2 separate regions of the Mus musculus genome follow, and region 2 is linked to region 1. Evidence: chromatin loops called from intact Hi-C (ENCODE). Cell type or tissue: gastrocnemius. All regions are shown on one strand. Each heading gives the region's core, and the rest is flanking DNA. Links, peaks and the distances in the headings are about the cores only.

What was found. A loop is a pair of places that touch in the nucleus more often than their neighbours do. Peaks named below come from ENCODE experiments on the same cell type or tissue, not always from the same donor. Only the 100,000 strongest peaks of a DNase experiment are listed, where the experiment ranks them.
Region 2: it touches region 1 in a loop (2.8-fold over the local background); 8 of 42 quality-filtered maps call a loop at or near these places.

What each region holds. Positions count from the first base shown.
Region 1 is chr14:34,233,605-34,238,026 of GRCm38, reverse strand. Shld2 (shieldin complex subunit 2) reads left to right here. Exons shown (of 10, transcript NM_001360074.1): 10 at 441-994. The coding sequence ends at 679. Among named protein-coding and RNA genes, the nearest start is that of Syt15, 16 kb to the right of the region's middle. In gastrocnemius, for the core only: a CTCF peak has its summit at 2,797 (motif pointing right); a DNase peak (open chromatin) is centred at 2,833; H3K4me3 peaks cover 576 bases; H3K27ac peaks cover 459 bases.
Region 2 is chr14:34,102,810-34,107,231 of GRCm38, reverse strand. It overlaps the pseudogene Gm24998. Among named protein-coding and RNA genes, the nearest start is that of A630023A22Rik, 2.3 kb to the right of the region's middle. In gastrocnemius, for the core only: a CTCF peak has its summit at 2,089 (motif pointing right); a DNase peak (open chromatin) is centred at 2,122; H3K4me3 peaks cover 224 bases.

The DNA of each region.
Region 1 (4,422 bases), core at 1,325-3,824:
AAACAGTCAAACACCAGAAGAGGTTCAAAGAGGGCATTAGATTCCCTAGAACTGGAGTTAGGAATGGCTGTGAGCTGCCATGTGGGTGCAGAAAATTAAATCCAGGTCCTGCAAGAACACGTGTTCCTGATTGCTCCCAAGACACGGCCGCCTTACTTCAGGCGGGAGCAGACCTCAGTTCCTCAGGTATTTGGGAGCTGATGGCTGGGGCTGCTGTCAGTCTGGGTGTCGCTTGTGCTTGCTTTCGTGCTCAGTGGGAAACACACCATCTTCCTAGACTCCCTTCAACAATTGGACGCTGGAAAGAGAGGGGTAGAACAAGAACTGAAAGATGTAAGTCTGTGAAGCTTGAGGAACCAAGAGAGACAGGAAACCTTCAGAATGTGTTTCTGTGCAGCTAGTGGGGTCCTGAGTGTCGTGTGTGCTTTGTTCTTCCTCAGTGCCTTCCTCAGAGGTCACCTACGGCATGGTCGCCTCAGACCTGCTCCATTCCTTGTTGGCTGTCAGTGCTGAGCCTTGTGTGCTGAAGATCCAGAGCCTTTTCGAGTTGGATGAGAACAGCTACCCACTGCAACAGGATTTCTCCCTACTCGATTTCTGCCCTGACTCACGTAAGCTGTGGAGCCCAGGACTTTCTCTAAGGGCAGAGGGCACAGGAGGCATTCCTGGGAAGGAGTGATGAAACAATCTGTCTTTTGAAGATGCATTTATTTTTATTATATGTATGTAAATGTTTTGCCTGTGTATGTCTGTGTACCATGTATGTACCTGGCACCCACAGAGGCCAGGAGAGGGTGTTAGATCCCGAGACTAGAGTAATAGATGGTTGTGAGCCGCCGTGTAGATTTTGAGAAAATGCTCTTAACTGCTGAGCCATCCAACCCTATGATCTATCTTTTGAAATGAAATGACAGGGATTTTGCTTAGAGTTTTTAAAATAGGTAATTTATTAGCATAATATAATTGTGCTAAATACATAATTTTTTAAAGAAAATTCTGTGAAGCTTTTATTATTTGTTTTTCTGTTGGTATTCTCCCCAGCACTGACTTTCTGCTATAAACTGAATTGCTTTCCTTCATTATAACTGTGTCTACTGGGCTAGGGATGCAGTGCTGTTGCTATGGCCTCAGGCGTGGTCGTATCCATCCTTGCCTGCCACTGACACTTTACTGTGGGGCTCTTGGCCCCTGGTCTGTCCTGTAAGTTGTCAGCACTGTGTGGAGTTTCCTTCTGGGAGACAAGCTTCCTCTTAGACTAGGGTACCACCTTTTCATCTTTAGCAGGAGACTTCAGGAGAGATTCCAATTCCTTGGCACCGATTGTCTCAGTATAGCCAAAGGGAGGGGCACAAATGCTTCTATTTAGAGTACTGGGACTCCTGCCATGATATTTAAGTTAATTGACTGAATTAGTATCATGAAAATGGCTGTAGCCCTGAAAGCAAGCTACAATATTCAATGTAGTTCTTAGCACAATCCCAGTGAGTTTCTTCTCAGAAATAGAAAAAACAATCCTCAAATTCCTGTGGAACAAAAGCACCCTTGAGCAGAGCCTCCCCTGAGGACAGAGAGCACAGCGTCTGATTTCAGACACTTTCACAGAGCCACAATGACAATAACAGACAGACGTGTGGATGAAGGGAATGAAATAGAGGGTGCAGAACTCACCCCTGGCAGGTATGATGGAGCAGTGCCAGGCCATACACCAGTGTGTGTGGCATTCGTGTCAACAAGTGGTCCTGGGAAAACCACGTGAGAATTCTCTCATCCACTACAGAAGGCATTCAAAATGGATCAATACTTCTAAGATCTGAAACTTTGACACTACTACCAGAAAACACAAGGAAAATACTTCTAAGATAGAGACACAAGCAAGGACTTCCTGGCACCTTCGGACTGGTGTGGCTGTAGAAGGCAGAGCCTCATGGAAAGGACTCCAGTAGCTCAGGAAATAAGATCAAGAACTGGCAAATGGAACTGCAGATAACTTTAAAACTTCTGCGAAGCACAGAGAAAAGAGACAGCATACAGGTCAGGAGAGAAACCGTCAGCTGTGTTTTACTATCTAGAACAGAGAACAACAAACAAAATCAACAAATGACAAGCAGTTCTCAAAAGGAGTACAAGTGAGCTGGGGGTGGGGGTGGCCCTTGCCTTTAATCTCAGTACTCAGAAGGCAGAGGCAGGAGGATCTCTGTGAGTTCGAGGCCAGCCTGGTCTAGAGTTCCAGGACATCCAAGTAGTTTCTAAGTCTATGAAGAAAATATCCAACATCTCTAGCCCTCAGGGACAGGCAAATAAAAACTATACTCAAAGTCCTCCATCCCAACCAAAGGAGACAAACTGCAAATATTGGTGAGAATGTAGGGAAAGAGGAATCCTTACACACCAGGTAACAGCTCCAAACTACAGAGTCCACAAGCAGTAAATGGATAACAGACAGCACCATGCCATTCACAGGAGGGTGTGTAGCCCTGACACACAAGAAGAGTCATGCTCAAAGGACAGTATGAAGAGGGCAAACAAACTAGCATACACCTTTTCTCATTCCTTAGCTAATGTGTAATGCTGTACATTGTACATCACAGATATTTAGATGGTATGCGCCTATAGATTATATAGTGCTTGATCAGGTGTAGCAATCAGAGAGGAAGAGGTGGTGCTTGGGAAGGGCCACCCCGGATATTGGCTTTTGTGGCCTGCTGGCTCTAGATCTAACCTTCCCCACTTGCTCTGAGGTAACAGCCATTCTAGTGAGTGGCCATAGCGTGGCCACCATGATGCTAAACACTAGAGGGCAGTGGAGACATACCACAGAAGGCCGGGCTGCTATCCTAGGTTGAGCTGGAAGCCACACCTCTGAGTCACGTGTCTACTCCCTCCTGCCCTGGACACAGTGCGCTAGGCTGGGTCCCTTGGCAGACCACCTTTGCTCGCTCACTCCTGCCTGAAAGATTGTCAGTCAGCAAACTAATGCAAGCTCAAACCGAGAGAGCCAAGGTGGTTATTTGCCTGATTTCACTCCTCCTCATTACTGACAAATGGTTAATTTACACAGAAACATGGGAGGGATGGAGAAGTTTAAGGAGGAAGAAGGGAAGATTTTATTTTCCACGCACCCTGACTGCAAAGTACCACAGTTCTGCGCTCTGATGAGAGGGAATACCGACAGCATCTCGGACCCCTGGAGTCTGATTCCAGCTCCAGAGCTGCTCTCTTGCTGCGGGGGACTGGGAGGCAGCGTGTCCTCCTTCCTGCTCTGCTAATGGGAGGGATCTCTCCTGGGCTCGGGTGCTGCCTTATCCCGCTGATGTACAAAACCTTATTCAATTCCCAAGAGATTGTTCCTTCCTCCTTTCCGCAGTGAAGCACAATTCCTTAAAGCAAACAGTGATTCAGGCAAACCATTCCTTCCATAGAAAGTATTAGTGGAGTATAATGGTCAAGTATTACAGTCTGGTTTTAAAATTGCATGCTAAACTCAATTAAGAGATTTGTCAATTATGTTGAAGGAGCTGAGCTTATGGAATCTAATCAGTGAATTATTTCATTATATTTTTCTAATTAACTCTTCAGACTCTCTTATCAGGTTGCTAGCTTCTCCCTGCTCCTTGGATTAAAAACTTAGAACAAGTGCCATGACTTCTTTCCCTCCCCTCCCCTCCCCTCCCCTTCCCTCCCCTCCCCTTCCCTCCCCTCCCCTTCCCTCCCCTCCCCTTCCCTCCCCTCCCCTCCTCTCCTCTCCCCTTCCCTTTCCTCTTTTCTCAGTATTGTGACTGCTTTGATCACCATGAGCAGTAAGTAAATTAAGTAGAATTCCTCTAGTAGTGTCTGGTTCCACAGGTAGACTGTCCACACTTCCAGCATTCAGCTATAGCTAACTCACTGCCTGGGTCCTATTGCTCCGTCTTGTGCTTCTGTCCATCCTTCCCCTCCCCCACCTCCCCCCACCACACCCCTTTCTCAGGTGCTTGGTCACCCCAGCCGGAGCCTGAATGTGGCAAGGAGGAAGATCTCCTGAGGGGCAGGAACCTCGAGCTGCAGAACTTCCAGGACCTCCCTTTAGTGAGGTCTCCCCACCACTCCATGACCGACCTTGGTTTGCTACAGTGTTTGTTGCAGCAACACCATTCAAATCCCTTACAGCAGGGGATTGCCTTTGTCTGGAAAAGGAAGTCAGTTTTGAAAATTTATTCCTCCAACTCTTTTTAAAATTAATTTATTATTATAATTAAGTACACTGTAGCTGTCTTCAGACACACCAGAAGAGGGTGTCAGATCTCATTATGGGTGGTTGTGAGCCACCATATAGTTGCCAGGAATTGAACTCAGGACGTTCGGAAGAGCAGTCAGGGCTCTTACCCGCTGAGCCATTTTGCCAACCCAGTTTTTCCAACTCTTATGAACAGAATTCTGGGTAAA
Region 2 (4,422 bases), core at 822-3,321, 130 kb after region 1:
CCCTGCATCCAGGGCTAGCTCTACAATGCTGCCCGGGTGAAGTGCAGGGGCAGCTCTTCCAAGATTACAGTTGGTGAGGAACAGGGATAGCTCTCCCACTCTGAGCTCTGATAGTGTTGGGACCAGCTCTCCTGTCTGCTATTGGTGGTAAGGGGTGAAGGGCAGGGAATCTCTCCCTGTCCCTTCACTGAAGACAACTGGTGGGACCAGCTCTCCCATGCTCTCACACCTTTGGGGCTGCTAACCCACAACTCCTGAAATACTGAGCCGGCTCTCTGGAGTACTGCAGTTGGCCAAGGATGTCCAGGTGAAGGATGGGGCAAGCTCTGCACAGCCCTGGTAACACCAGCCTTTGGTCGTAACAGATCCCTGCTGCCCCAGGGCCAAGGACCTAGACGAGGCCCCCTGGTGGTTGCAGGAGGCATTACTGGCTACTCACGGGCTGTTCCTTATCGCCCCCCCCCCCATTCTACCTTTCTTCATTGCTGCCCCTCCCCATCCTTCTGTTTCTCTTTCTTTCCCATTTCTCCACCACTTACTTGTTCCTCTTAGTGGCGCAAGCCCAGGGTCTCTGAGCCTCTGGGTTGGTCTTAGGAGTGCTGTGTTCCTCCTGTCCATTATGGCGCTGAGTAAGGATCGTCTTGGGCATGGTCTGCTCCACTAGGCCTGTACTGCTCTCGACTGGTGGTCATCTCAGGCTAGGTCCCTGTCCAGGCCCCATGGTGACAGACTGGTGGTCGTTTGGGTTGCTCCTTGCCCCTGAACTATCTGAGGACTTCCGTGTGATGGTCATCTGTCTTGGGCTCATTCCTGCGGTGGGGAGGGGGTGAGGACCCAGGTGGGGTTTTCTAGTCTCCAGCTCATTCCCTGCCCTGGGATCCTATCAGGGTTTGTGCAATGCCTAATGGCTGGTTGTCTCAGGCTAGCTCCCTGTATGGGCACCCTGGTGCCAGGCTAGTGGTCATATCAGGCTTGTTTTTTTCAGGGAATGTTAGAGTATTAATCATTCAGAGCTTCACAGGTCAGAACACTGAGCATAGATACAGCCTCTCTCCTCTGCCACCTACTGATGCACTCCAGTTTCTTCATTCACCTCCTTGCAAATGGACATTGGGATCCTTTCTAGTTTTTATCTTTTATGAATAATTTTCTCTAAATACCACCACGGGTGGATTGGTGGATCCCACAGAAAAGTGTTTGTTTAAAAGTAATAAGAAGTGACCAAACACCTTTTGCAAATGTGTACATTATTTTAATTTCTTATTAGCAGTATGAGACATGTGTCTTTCTGAAGGTTTGAAATGCACACATATTTTATGTTGTTGCCCATAGTTGCTTCTTTGTGGAGTTCATGCTTTAAATTAGGCCTTTTATAATGGAGTTATGGGAATTTTAAAATACTCTGGAAACATGTCATATATATATATTCATTTTTCTAGTCCTTTATTTGTTGATTGATTCTCTTACAGATAAAGTTGAAAATTTTGAAGTCTAACTTATCATTATTTTTCTATTGGAATTATTACTTCTCTGTCTTGACTAAGAATAGTTTTCTAGCCCAAGATTAAAGATAGCCTATTTTAGCTGGGTGGTGGTGGTACATGTCATAATCCCAGCACTTGTGAGACAGAGTCAAGAGGATCCTTATGAGTCTGAGACCAGCCTGGTCTATAGAGTGAGTTAGTTCCAGGACAGCCAAGGTTGAGGAACCCTGTCTCAAACCCATTCTTCACATCAAAAAGCCCACAGTGAATGGTTTATTGTAGAAATGCTTTGGTTTATTTAAACAGGTGGCAAGGACAGGTCACTTCTTGGAGGACAGGTTGGGCAAGAAGGCCAACACTGACCTGTGAGAGTCACTGCAGTACAGTGAAGAGGTTTTGAAGTTTTATTGGAGACATGGATTTATTGGAGACATGGATTTCTCAACTCTAAGGCACACAACTCTAGGAACCCAGGGCACGGGACAGCATGTAACTATCCCAAGCCTTGCTGAGGAGGGCAGGGTTTCCCTCCAGTTCCTCCCTGAATAGGCCGGTGGGAGTCAGAGCTAATCAATTTAGTCTTTCTTCTGGTCAAAGGAAGCCACCAGAGGGCACTGCGAGAGCAGGTTTCCAGGCCAGCAGGCTGTGGCTTTACCCAGGCTCGTAGCTAGCAGTGGGCCCTTGCTGGCTGTGGACAGAGGGAAACGTGATGGGCCGCCAGAGTCACAGCAGAAGGCAGGGGGGAGGGTGCCCTCAATATCTGCAAGAGGCCCTCTCCTTGTTCCCTTAGGGACAACTTATGGTGGAGGATAGGGAAGAGTTCAGGACGAGAAGCTCAGTGGCCCGGAGCCAAAGACAACAGAGCCAAGAGGAACTGTGGAAGGTGACAATTCACCATGGCCAAATAATGTGCTCCAGCAGCAAGGCATTCTGGGAAGAGAGGAAGATGTGGCTACAAAGTTGGGGCCCTAGGGAGTTTCTGAAGGATCTAGGCAGACTGAGTGGACTGTGTCCATTCAATACCAAGCATCAGACACCCTGGGCATTCAGGACTGAGAGACACTGAAGGAGTCTAGCTCACAGCATATCACACAGGCGGGCAAGCCCTAATAACCAAGCTGGTGGTCTTGGTATTCAATCAGATGGTCGTCCAGGAGCCAGGCCCAGAACCAGGAATCATCTGGCAGAGGGATAAGGGCAAACGTAGGCCACCGAGGCATCAGACTGGGCCCACTTTGACTTCACATCATGAGGAAGCCACGAAAGTGCCTGGAGCCTCAGGCTTAGCCTTGAGGCTCACAGATGAATTTCAGATACTTAAGGTCTTAGTAGGAGCAATGGCTGTCAGGGCCTGCTCTTTGCTAAGGGGACAGAAGTGCACAAGTTTGGGGTACCATAACACATTCTAAGCACCCTCTACAAGGACGGTGATTAAGACCAGCCTCCTGACTTGGACCCACAAAGTGCTGCACGCTTGGCAGTTACTTCAGCCTTTCTGTTGCAGGTTGCCATAACCATTGCCCATATCTCCCCCCAAGCCAGCATGAAGATACTCTCTTACATATCCCTGCAAGGGCACCCCACCATCTGTGGGAACCCTTTGAGCCTCTCAGCCTGTAGCAGTTTGAGCCTCCACTAACTTGCCCCTGACACCTCTGTCTTTATCTCTGTGGGCGCTAACACAGCATTCCTTTAGCACGTCTGGGACAGACCAATCCCTTCTGCTGTTTGCATACCTTTTTCCTAGAATGGAATGCTCTTTCCTGCCCTGTCTGCTTCATGAGTACTAAGTCAGCCTTTAGCTGTTCAAACTTCACCTTAACACTTTACTTGACCAGCCACAACTTGGCGTCATATAGAATGCATAGTTCAGGTAACAGCAAATTGTTGACCACAAATTCATTTCCCCTCTATTTCTTGCCAAGTATTCAAATTCCAGGAAGACAGTCCTTCTGTGGCTAAAGAATAAAAACCAGGCAGGCCAAGGCCAACACTCCAGCCTTACCCTTCCCACAGCATGACACCAGTGCCAAGCTCTTGCTCTGGTCACTGCCCTCAAGTCTCCCCCGACTGGTGGTCTGATACAGTCTTCTCAATCAGTCTCAACAGTGGCAGACTTAGAAGCCGTTTGCAGTCGAATGAGAGCAGCTACCGTCTTCCCTTAGATCTGCCTCTGAGCTACTGTTTACTAGGGTTGGCCGAGGACCCACAGAGAGGCCTCAGAATCTGAGGCCATTAAAGCCCTGTTTTATACCTGCGAGATGTTCTGTCCTCGAGTTCTTTACCCTTACTTGCCTTTCTTTTGAAACCATTCGCTGAGTGCCAAATGCATGTTAGACATAGTTGGGTTTGAATCTGAGCTGCCCCCAAAGGCTCATGTGTTGAAAACCTGGTCCTACGTTGGTAGTGCATTTTGGGAGGTTCTTGCAAGTTCAGGAGATGGGGTGGAGTTGGAGAAGGGAGGTCACAGGGAGGGGGGTCTTTGGTGATATCTGGCCCCTTCCTCTCTCGCTCTGCTTGCTGTGATGCTAGAACCTTCTCTGACGTAATGCTCCAGCCACTGTGATGCTCTGTCCAAGTTCCTGCGGACCAGATAGCCATGGACCAAACCCTTTGAAACCAGGGACCTAAACACATATTTCTTGTCATAAGTTGTTTGTGTCATGTGTGTGGTTACAGCAAATAGAAAAGTAACTAACTCAGATACTTGATATTAAAAAATGAATAGGGCAAAGCTCTGGCCTGCACAGTACTTGGTTTTTCTGAGAATGATGTGATCAGAACAGCAATACTGTGTAACAGGGCTGCCAGTACAGTTGTCTACTATGGGTTGCTTAAGCAGAAAAGAATCCCTAAAAGGTTATTGGAAGCCCTCCAAAGCTCTTACAGGAAGAAGACTGATTTACACCACAGCCATAGATTTGGGTTCAGTTTCCCG